Regions from separate parts of the Homo sapiens genome. Here regions 1 and 2 are each linked to region 3. Evidence: chromatin contacts called from ENCODE Hi-C or POLR2A ChIA-PET data. All regions are on one chromosome and are shown on one strand. Each heading gives the region's core, a stretch centred on a gene start or an enhancer-like site at or near the end of the contact. The rest is flanking DNA. Distances are from core to core; before and after follow the strand shown. Region 1 overlaps ROCK2 (Rho associated coiled-coil containing protein kinase 2). Region 2 overlaps FLJ33534 (Putative uncharacterized protein FLJ33534). Region 3 holds the start of SLC66A3 (solute carrier family 66 member 3).

The links. Hi-C counts contacts between places; a loop is a spot of excess contacts on that map. ChIA-PET counts read pairs that join two places held with the same protein, here RNA polymerase II (POLR2A). Pooled maps may share reads with other maps.
Region 1: a map of PC-3 shows a loop between it and region 3 (4-fold over the local background). The contact joins the enhancer-like site here to the promoter of SLC66A3 in region 3. A Hi-C loop is called at or near these places in 8 of 168 maps with a recorded cell type or tissue (B cell, CD14-positive monocyte, PC-3 and 4 more), 1 of 37 single-sample maps with no recorded cell type and 4 of 50 pooled maps. POLR2A ChIA-PET finds 5 or more read pairs at or near these places in 8 of 52 experiments (A549, B cell, CD8-positive, alpha-beta memory T cell and 5 more).
Region 2: a loop to region 3 is called in a map with no recorded cell type, with 6 times the contacts of the local background. The contact joins the enhancer-like site here to the promoter of SLC66A3 in region 3. A Hi-C loop is called at or near these places in 2 of 37 single-sample maps with no recorded cell type and 6 of 50 pooled maps. POLR2A ChIA-PET finds 5 or more read pairs at or near these places in 2 of 52 experiments (CD4-positive, alpha-beta memory T cell and naive thymus-derived CD4-positive, alpha-beta T cell).

What each region holds. Positions count from the first base shown.
Region 1 is chr2:11,202,238-11,204,937 of GRCh38, reverse strand. The region is part of intron 20 of ROCK2 (Rho associated coiled-coil containing protein kinase 2); the gene reads left to right. Among named protein-coding and RNA genes, the nearest start is that of SLC66A3, 48 kb to the right of the region's middle. RefSeq lists a silencer at 1,141-1,435. Within about 2 kb of position 1,282, at least 5 of the 41 ENCODE cell types and tissues checked have a DNase peak (open chromatin) inside an H3K27ac peak, as active enhancers do; they include CD14-positive monocyte, PC-3 and endothelial cell of umbilical vein, where a contact is called at or near this core.
Region 2 is chr2:11,103,712-11,106,411 of GRCh38, reverse strand. FLJ33534 (Putative uncharacterized protein FLJ33534) reads left to right here. Exons shown (of 9, transcript NR_040080.1): 8 at 750-1,095. Among named protein-coding and RNA genes, the nearest start is that of FLJ33534, 27 kb to the left of the region's middle. RefSeq lists enhancers at 966-1,465, 2,274-2,423, 2,444-2,613, 2,624-2,700. Within about 2 kb of position 1,416, at least 3 of the 41 ENCODE cell types and tissues checked have a DNase peak (open chromatin) inside an H3K27ac peak, as active enhancers do.
Region 3 is chr2:11,154,145-11,156,844 of GRCh38, reverse strand. It overlaps SLC66A3 (solute carrier family 66 member 3), which reads right to left and starts at 1,378. Exons shown (of 7, transcript NM_152391.5): 1 at 1,156-1,378. The coding sequence starts at 1,298. It also overlaps a transcript of CIMIP5 not described here. RefSeq lists silencers at 962-1,201, 1,312-1,791.

The DNA of each region.
Region 1 (2,700 bases), core at 33-2,532, 48 kb before region 3:
AGCCTGCAATCTGAAAGAGGAAGATTATGATAATGAAAGAGGAAAAGTGCCCCCGGAGGAAACATATATCAAGGAGTAGAAGAGAACTGCTAAAAGTTCTGGAAAAACAAAAGCACTGTAAAAAGCTACTGGTAATTAGTATTGATCAAAGATTTCAGGAGATACTGCTTCCATTAATTGAGAACCAGACACAATGTAAAAGGAACAGCCAGAATAGGAACGAGCTCTTGAAGATGAATAATTACTGCCAATATAAATTTGTTGGAAGGGTTCAAAGTCAAAGAAATTTCCTAAAATGTAGAACAAAAGAAGAAATGTCATGGAAGGTTTGAAAGACGTAAGTAAGGCCCAGAGGGACTGTTCTAGGAGATCTAGCACCCAGCGAATAAGAATTCCAGCAAGAACTAAAAACCAAGAGGAGGAAATTAAAGAAATAATAGAGAAGAATTTCCCCTAGCTGAAGGAGAAATGTCTTTAGACTGAAGGGACTCAGCATATAAATGAAAAAAGATCTATATCTAGACATATTCTCATGAAATTTCAAAAACAATGACAGGATAGGAGTGTTAGAGTTCTCATCTAGTAAACCGGGGAGATTATAGTTTGTGGTTGCTATAAGAGGGAAATGGGGGGTTCATTATACCACTTAGATGAGTGATACAACTATATTGGGAGGTGGGGAGAGGTTGGGGAAGGCAAGAGAGCTAAATTCAAGTCTGACAACAGGGAATGGGCAAATAATATCTAAAACTTATGAGATGTGGAGGTAACCACCAAAAGATAAAACACAAATGAAACAGTTATTTCTTCTAGGCGAATAGGATTAGTAGGGGTGGAGAGGTGTCAAATGAGGAGACTTCTACTTCTCATTGTAATTTCTTCCTTCTGTTCTGTACTCCTCATTTGTAATCATGTAATTACATGGTTCTTTCTGAAATAATACTTTCTGAAAATTACTTTTCTTAAATACCTAATAAATATTAGGTTATAAAAGTTACATATAAATGAAAGATATCAGCTCTTGAAGAAGGTCCTGATGTTAAAATTATACTGTGGTTTGCTACAAGTGGGCTTAGCTGACAGTGATCGGACAGTTTTAAAACTTGACCTTTCATATATTTGTTAAATTGCATCTCTCACATCTTTGACTCATGGAGAAATAAGAATCATGAATTCTCTACAGTATACTCATCAACAATAAAATACAGAAATGACACAGTTAAGTGACATTGAGTCATAACTTCCCTTTTTACCCACAAGTTTAAGAGCCAGTGAGTAAACAAAGTGACCAAATTATGTTAAATGGGAATGAGGATAAACCTCCTAAGCAGTATACGAACTGAAGAGACTAGGGTTAAATCACGTGCTCCCTCTGAGTCTTCCTGCATTGTAGTTTTTAAAAATACCCAAGTGGTGTTCATATAGCTTCCCATTGTAAAATACTTGACTACATTTAAAAAAAAAAGCAGTACGTAAGCTCTCCTTCATGAATGCAGACATTTTCCTCTCTCCAGAGGTAACATATCAACAATTTGTTATTTCTCCTTCCAGACTGTTTTCTGTGCCTTTATCTATATATCTGAACAAATATATGTGAGGTTGAGTTTTCTGTACATTTGATTCTATTTTTTGCTTGTTTTTAAATTATATCATACAAATTGTATTGTTCTCCAACTTGCTTTATTCCTCCTTAGTTTTGGTTTCGGATAACTATAATTTTTATGTTTTTAAAATAAGGCCAGAATTTAATGTACCATTTCAACCCAGCTTCTTAAATGGGTTGTTGGGCTTGCTTTTATTTTATTTATTATTTTATTCCTTTATTGAAGATTAACATAATACAGAAAAAGTACACAAATACTAAGTGTGGAGCTGAGTGAATTTTTACAAAGTATACAAATCTGTGCAGCCACCATCCATGTTTAGATCTAAAGCCAGCACTTCTCGCCTCCCCAGAAGCCCCCTCCCAGGCATTCTGCACTCCCCACTGAGATCACCAGATTTGAGGTGCTCTTTGGATTCTACTTGTTGGCATAAATGGCTGATCACAGTGTCTGTATGTGAATGTGTGATTCAATGTTGATTTAGTATAACACTGGTCTCAGAACCCCTTTATACTCTTAAAAAAATTATCAAGGGTTCTGCCGGGTGCAGTGGCTCACGCCTGTAATCCCAGCACTTTGGGAGGCTGAGGTGGGCAGATCACAAGGTCAGGAGATCGAGACCATCCTGGCTAACACGGTGAAACCCCGTCTCTACTAAAAATACAAAAATTAGCCAGGTGTGGTGGCAGGCGCCTGTAGTCCCAGCTACTCGGGAGGCTGAGGCAGGCGAATGGCGTGAACCCGGGAGGCGGAACTTTTAGTGAGCCCAGATCGCACCACTGCACTCCAGCCTGGGCGACAGAGTGAGACTCCGTCTCAAAAACAAAAATAATAATAATTATTATTATTATTATCATCAAGGGTTCCAAATGAGTTTTTGTTTACGTTTGTTATATCTAATGATTTGTATTGTGTTAGAAATTAAAACTGAGAAAACTTTAAAACACAGGAACACACAAACACGTTATTTTAGCCATCAGAATGATGTAATTACAAGTCATGTGGCCTCAGGAAAAGTACATACGGTATATAACGAGGGAATGAGAGTTTTAAAAAAAACCATGGTGCTCAGTATTATGAAAATGATTTGACCTTA
Region 2 (2,700 bases), core at 167-2,666, 50 kb after region 3:
GAGTGCAGTGGTGCGATCTTGGCTCACTGCAACCTCTACCTCCCAGGTTCAAGCAATTCTCATGCCTCAGCCTCTCGAGTAGCTGAAATTACAGGGGCCCACCACACCTGGCTAATTTTTGTATTTTTAGTAGAGACAGGGTTTCACCATGTTGGCCAGGCTGGTCTCAAACTCCTGACCTCAAGTGATCTGCCCTCCTCGGCCTCCCAAAGTGCTGGGATTACAGGTGTGAGCCACCACGCCCAGCCTCTCTTTTCAGTTGTCTTGATTTCTTAGGTGTTTTTGCATTTGACCTGTGCCGAGGCTCTCACGTTCTTTCACTTTCCCTGGTTAGAAATTTTCTAGTTCTCAAAGTGTAAACCTAACTAAATTGACCCAAAGGTTTTTACCCTCCCTCTCTTATCTGAAGATTGGAAATCCTGTGATGTGAGGAATATGGTCACAGAATTCATAAATTAAAGTTGAAGTAACTTTGGCAGACCAGTCAGATGAGCTGGTGAAGACCCAGGACTGATCTGATCAAAAAAATCAGCCCCCCATGTGGAATGAATAGGGTTCAGGTGAAACCTCCAGACCAGAAAAGGGGAGAGGGAGGGTCCTAACTCCCAGGCCGTGTGCTAAACACGGTACAGATCCACAGCCACCAAAAGTATCAGGCATTGTATTGTGGCCCGAGTAGTACTGGGGATAGCTGCCTCCAACTAGTTTAGTAACCTATGGAGCTCAATAGTTGTTCATTTCACAATCAGGTGCCTGCCTCCCTGCTGCGCCTGGCCACGTGGAAACCCCTGTAGCTCCCTGGCTGTGCAGGAGCAGCCACAGTGTGCCCCTCCCAGGACCACCATCCCCCTCACTGTCTCTGAGGCACCTGCGTGGACCGGGTCTGGATTGAGTCTCATTTCTCTGGATTCCCACGGCAGCCGGCGGCTGCCTCTCCCACACCCGTCACTCTGTGTCATGGAAAGCTGTGTGTTTGTCTTCATTCCCACCGAGTCTGAGCCACTCGAGGTCAGGGCCATGACCGTGAGCTACACGTCCTTGGCGCCCAGTGTGAGCCGTGTACAGTAGAGGCTGACTGACGTCTTGGAGGCAGAAGTGAGTACATAACTGACAATTGCTTAAAGTCGGCCGGGCCAAGGTTTACAGACCGGGAGGATCATCAGACGCGGGTGGGGCACAGTGGGGTGGGGGGAGGTTCCCAAGGCTGCTCATCAATGGAGTCTGGAGATGGCTGCCTAGGGGTAGCCTCTGAAACGTTCTGGAACAACCTCGTCCTGTCACAGCGTGGCTATGAGGGGACCCTCACCTGGAGGCCTTGGGTGATGTGTTAGTTTCACAGCCACACATCAGCATGGGCCTGTGTCCCCCAGGCCACACGTCGGCATGGGCCTGTGTCCCCCAACCCACGTGTCAGCATGGGCCTGTGTCCCCCAACCCACGCTTCAGCATGGGGCATGTCCCCCAGGCCATGCGTCGGCATGGGCCATGTCCCCCAACCCACGCGTCAGCATGGGCCCCGTGTCCCCCAACCCATGCTTCAGCATGGGGCATGTCCCCCAGGCCACGCGTCAGCATGGGCCATGTCCCCACATAGGTGAGTCCCTGATGCAGGTTGGGTCCCCGGGGAAGCTCACTCAGAGACAGAAGAGTGTTTATTGGTGGCGGGGCAGTGCTCTTGGGTTTAGGGTCTGTGAAGGGAGAGAAGGAAAGCCAGTGGGGTAGAGGGAGTCGTCGGGCAGTGATGCCCTAACCGCTGGTCCCTGGGGAAGCTCTGGAGCTGGCACACCCCTTCAGGGTTGTCCCGAGTGGAGCCTGGGGCCAGGCCTTTATCCACAGTGTGGGCCGCCACCAGGTGCAGGTGCCCAGGAGGGGCGTGTTATGGGTTGAATTGTGTCCCTCCAAAAAGATACATTCAAGTCCCAAGCCCCGCTACGTGTGAATGTGACAAATCCACTGTAGAAACCAGCATTCAGATCTCAGGTCTGCACAGCTGAAATCAGCATTCAGATCTCAGCTCTGCACAGCCGAAACCAGCATTCAGATCTCAGGTCTGCACAGCCGAAACCAGCATTCAGATCTCATCTCTGCACAGCTGAAACTAGCATTCAGATCTCATCTCTGCACAGCCGAAACCAGCATTCAGGTCTCAGGTCTGCACAGCCGAAACCAGCATTCAGATATCATCTCTGCACAGCCGAAACCAGCATTCAGATCTCATCTCTGCACAGCCGAAACCAGCATTCAGATCTCAGGTCTGCACAACCAAAACCAGCGTTCAGATGTCAGCTCTGCACAACCACAACCAGCATTCAGATGTCAGCTCTGCACAACCACAACCAGCATTCAGATCTCAATTCTGCACAACTGTGATCACTATTGAGAGCAGTGACTGTTACATGGATTTAGAGACACGTTGTGGGGGTTATACGACCACGTATTACTGTGCAAAAAGACGTCACTCAAGCCCATTAGTGCAGAGGTTCCTTTAACTGTGGAGGATTAAATCAAGGAATCAGAGATTGTTTACGCCGGAAGGGACTTTGAGGTGTTCACTTAATTGGAAAGCAGGTCATCGTGGGCCCTCCATGGGTGTTGGTATCCACTGAAACTCCAAATCCCATCCAGGGGAGGCTGACACAGGCACCAGGTGTAAGGCCCCACCCCAGCCGGGCTCACCTCTGCGGGCAAGCCTGGGGCCTG
Region 3 (2,700 bases), core at 129-2,628:
CGCATGCTGCCCACCTCCCCTGGGTGCCTCTCAACCCTGCCATCCAGCCTGGGACCCCCCCCTCCCCACCCCGCAGGGTAGAGTCACTCACAAGCCTGGAAGAGGTCACAGTCCCTCCCACTGCAAGCCTTTCCCAAAAATTTCCCCTCAAAGCCCCCTATTGGATGACTGTGCCCAGGGCCGGGCTCCATAGGGCCGGCGCGGGGTCCAAAGCCTGAGTGGGACCCCTCACCCTCCCACACCTGAGGTCTCCTCTTTCTCCCCCGCACCCCTTGGCTTCTTCCCATCCTGTATGCCGCACCCCCCACCCCGCCCACCAGGAAGGCTTGTGTGGAGGACCAGGCTTCAGACCCCACTGGGTGATGGCGGGGGGCAAAGGGGAAGGCCTGGCCTGGCCAGGGGGAAGGGGCGAGACCACTAGGTTGAGGTATGTGTTTTCCTATTGTTGGGGCTCAAAAATGATACCCCAAAAGTTTGGCGCTCTGGCATGATGAATACTTTGAATAGGAAAGCCTTAGAAGCTGCCTCAGAATCAAGGATTTAACGACCTTTCCGTCACCCCTTCCCAACTGCAGAGACTCTCCAACTTCCTTACAGATGACTAAGGAAACTTCTTTCTACAAGAAATGCAATTGTCTTAAGACCCTCTCCCAAGGAATCTCATTAAATAACCAGGAAAGATTCCCCACCAATCACCGGGAGAAGAGAAGAGATTCATACATTCTTAGTTCAACCCCTTATTTCACAGGTGAGGAAACCGAGGCCCGAGAACGAGGTTGACGGTGCGTGGTGAGTTTAGGGACAATGAATATGACAGCCTCGAGGTGCAAATGGCCTTGCTCAGGGCCAGCAGGTTTTGTCACTAGCGCACCAAGGGCTGCCTCCGCTGGGTCTGTTTTCTCATCTGTAAAATGGGCGTGCGCAATCAATTCGTGCCACGCGGGGCTTGGTGAGAAACAATGTACGCGGGTGGCGGGTGGCCGTGGGAAGAGCACCCCGAGCCCCTAGGCTCCCTAGTTCACCCTCGGCCGCCCAGCTGCGACGCCGGCGCGCGGGGATCATCCCCGCCCTACTTCGAGCCGAGGCTCTCCTGGGCTCCCAGCCGGCAGCAGCTGCGAGGGGGCAGGAGGCAGCCCCGGCCGCCCCGGGCCTTACCCTGCCAGCTCCAGAAGTAAACTCGGAAGGCTGAGGCCCCGCGCGCTGCGCGCCGCTAGCACAGCGGAGATCTGCGGCAGCTTCAGCGCGGCGCACACGCCCAGCGTGCTCCAGTTACACAGCCCCAGCAGCGCCGCCTCCATAGCGCCACGGGCGCGGGCACCTGGGCGGCCGCAGCGAGAAGGGACCGCTCAGCCTCGGCGGCGCAGCTCTGCCGAAGCCTTCCGCCTTCCCGGGATCCGCCCGGGACCACCCGGCCAGGGCCCGCCCCTCCGCGCGCCGCCAGGCCCCGGACCCGCCTCGCTCCGCCCCTCCCCTGGACGCACCCCGCCCCCGGGCCCGCCCCGCCCCTCCCGCCCGGGCCCGCCCCGCCCCGCCCCTCCCGCCCGGGCCCGCCCCGCCCCCTGGCCAGCCTCATCTCGCCTCGCCTACGGGCCCGCCCGGGCTCGCTCAGTCCTCGGACTACCCTCATCTCGCCCCGCCCCCAGATTCGCCCCCTCCCGGTCGGCCTCACCTAGCCCAATCCCGTGGCCAACCTCGCCTCGCCCCGCCCCTCCTCGCCCCGCCCCTCCCCTCCTAGCCCCGCCCCGGGCGACAGTCCCACCCTGGCCTGCGGGCTCCACCAGCAGCTGCTTCGCATTTCCGCGTTCTTGCCACCCGATAGTTTAGCCGCCGCCGGGAGCCGCCCTGGAAGTCCGGCTTTTCCACGGGTTGGGTGGACCGAGAGGCAAATGGCCCCGGGGGATGGGCCATTCTGCCGGGATTTTTCCCTCCCTGCAAGTGTTTTAGTTTCTCTCACTAAGCATTTCAGGAGTTAAAGCCTCCTGCTTAAGGGCTGAGTGCACCCTCCCGACTTACAGGTGGGGAACCAGGCTGGAGAGACTTTCTGGGACCAGAGCCCCAGGGTCGCCTCATTTGTGCCCTTTCAGAGCACGCGGCCTGTCTCCAGCCTGGGACTGAAGGCTTCCCTCCTAGCGGCGTGGGCCCTGAGGGGCCACCGGAAGCCTTGAACTTGAGCACTTCACAGTGAAACTGTTTCTTAAGGATTTCTCCTGATAAAGTAACTTGGACGTGGCCGTCTAAGCCACAAACTGAGGGAAAGGGAAGGACGCATTTTCCAACCTCTGAAAATCGCCTGTGTATTAGGGCCTGGTTATGAAGCAGGCAAAAAAGCACCAAAATGCAATGCCAGAATCCACGATCCCTGGTTTTGTGCCATAAATCTCAGCCGGGAAGTGTGAGGGACGGGAGCTGGGTCAGCTTCGGAGTTCGGAATTCTGGCCGAGGCTCTTTCTCTCCAGCCTCACCGGCCCATCACCTCCGCCTATGGAAAAAAAAAAACAGGTGCTGAGTCCTGCCTCCCAAGTCTAAATGAGAAAAGGATGTTCAGAAGGGAACCCTTAAAGGAAACGGCTTGGACCTGCCCTGGCTAGATCGATACTGATCGTTATTGACCCCGCGAAGCGGGAAGATTGCTTGAGGCCAGGAGTTCAAGACCAGCCTGAGCAACATAGGGAAACCCCCGCCTCTACTAAAAATACAAAA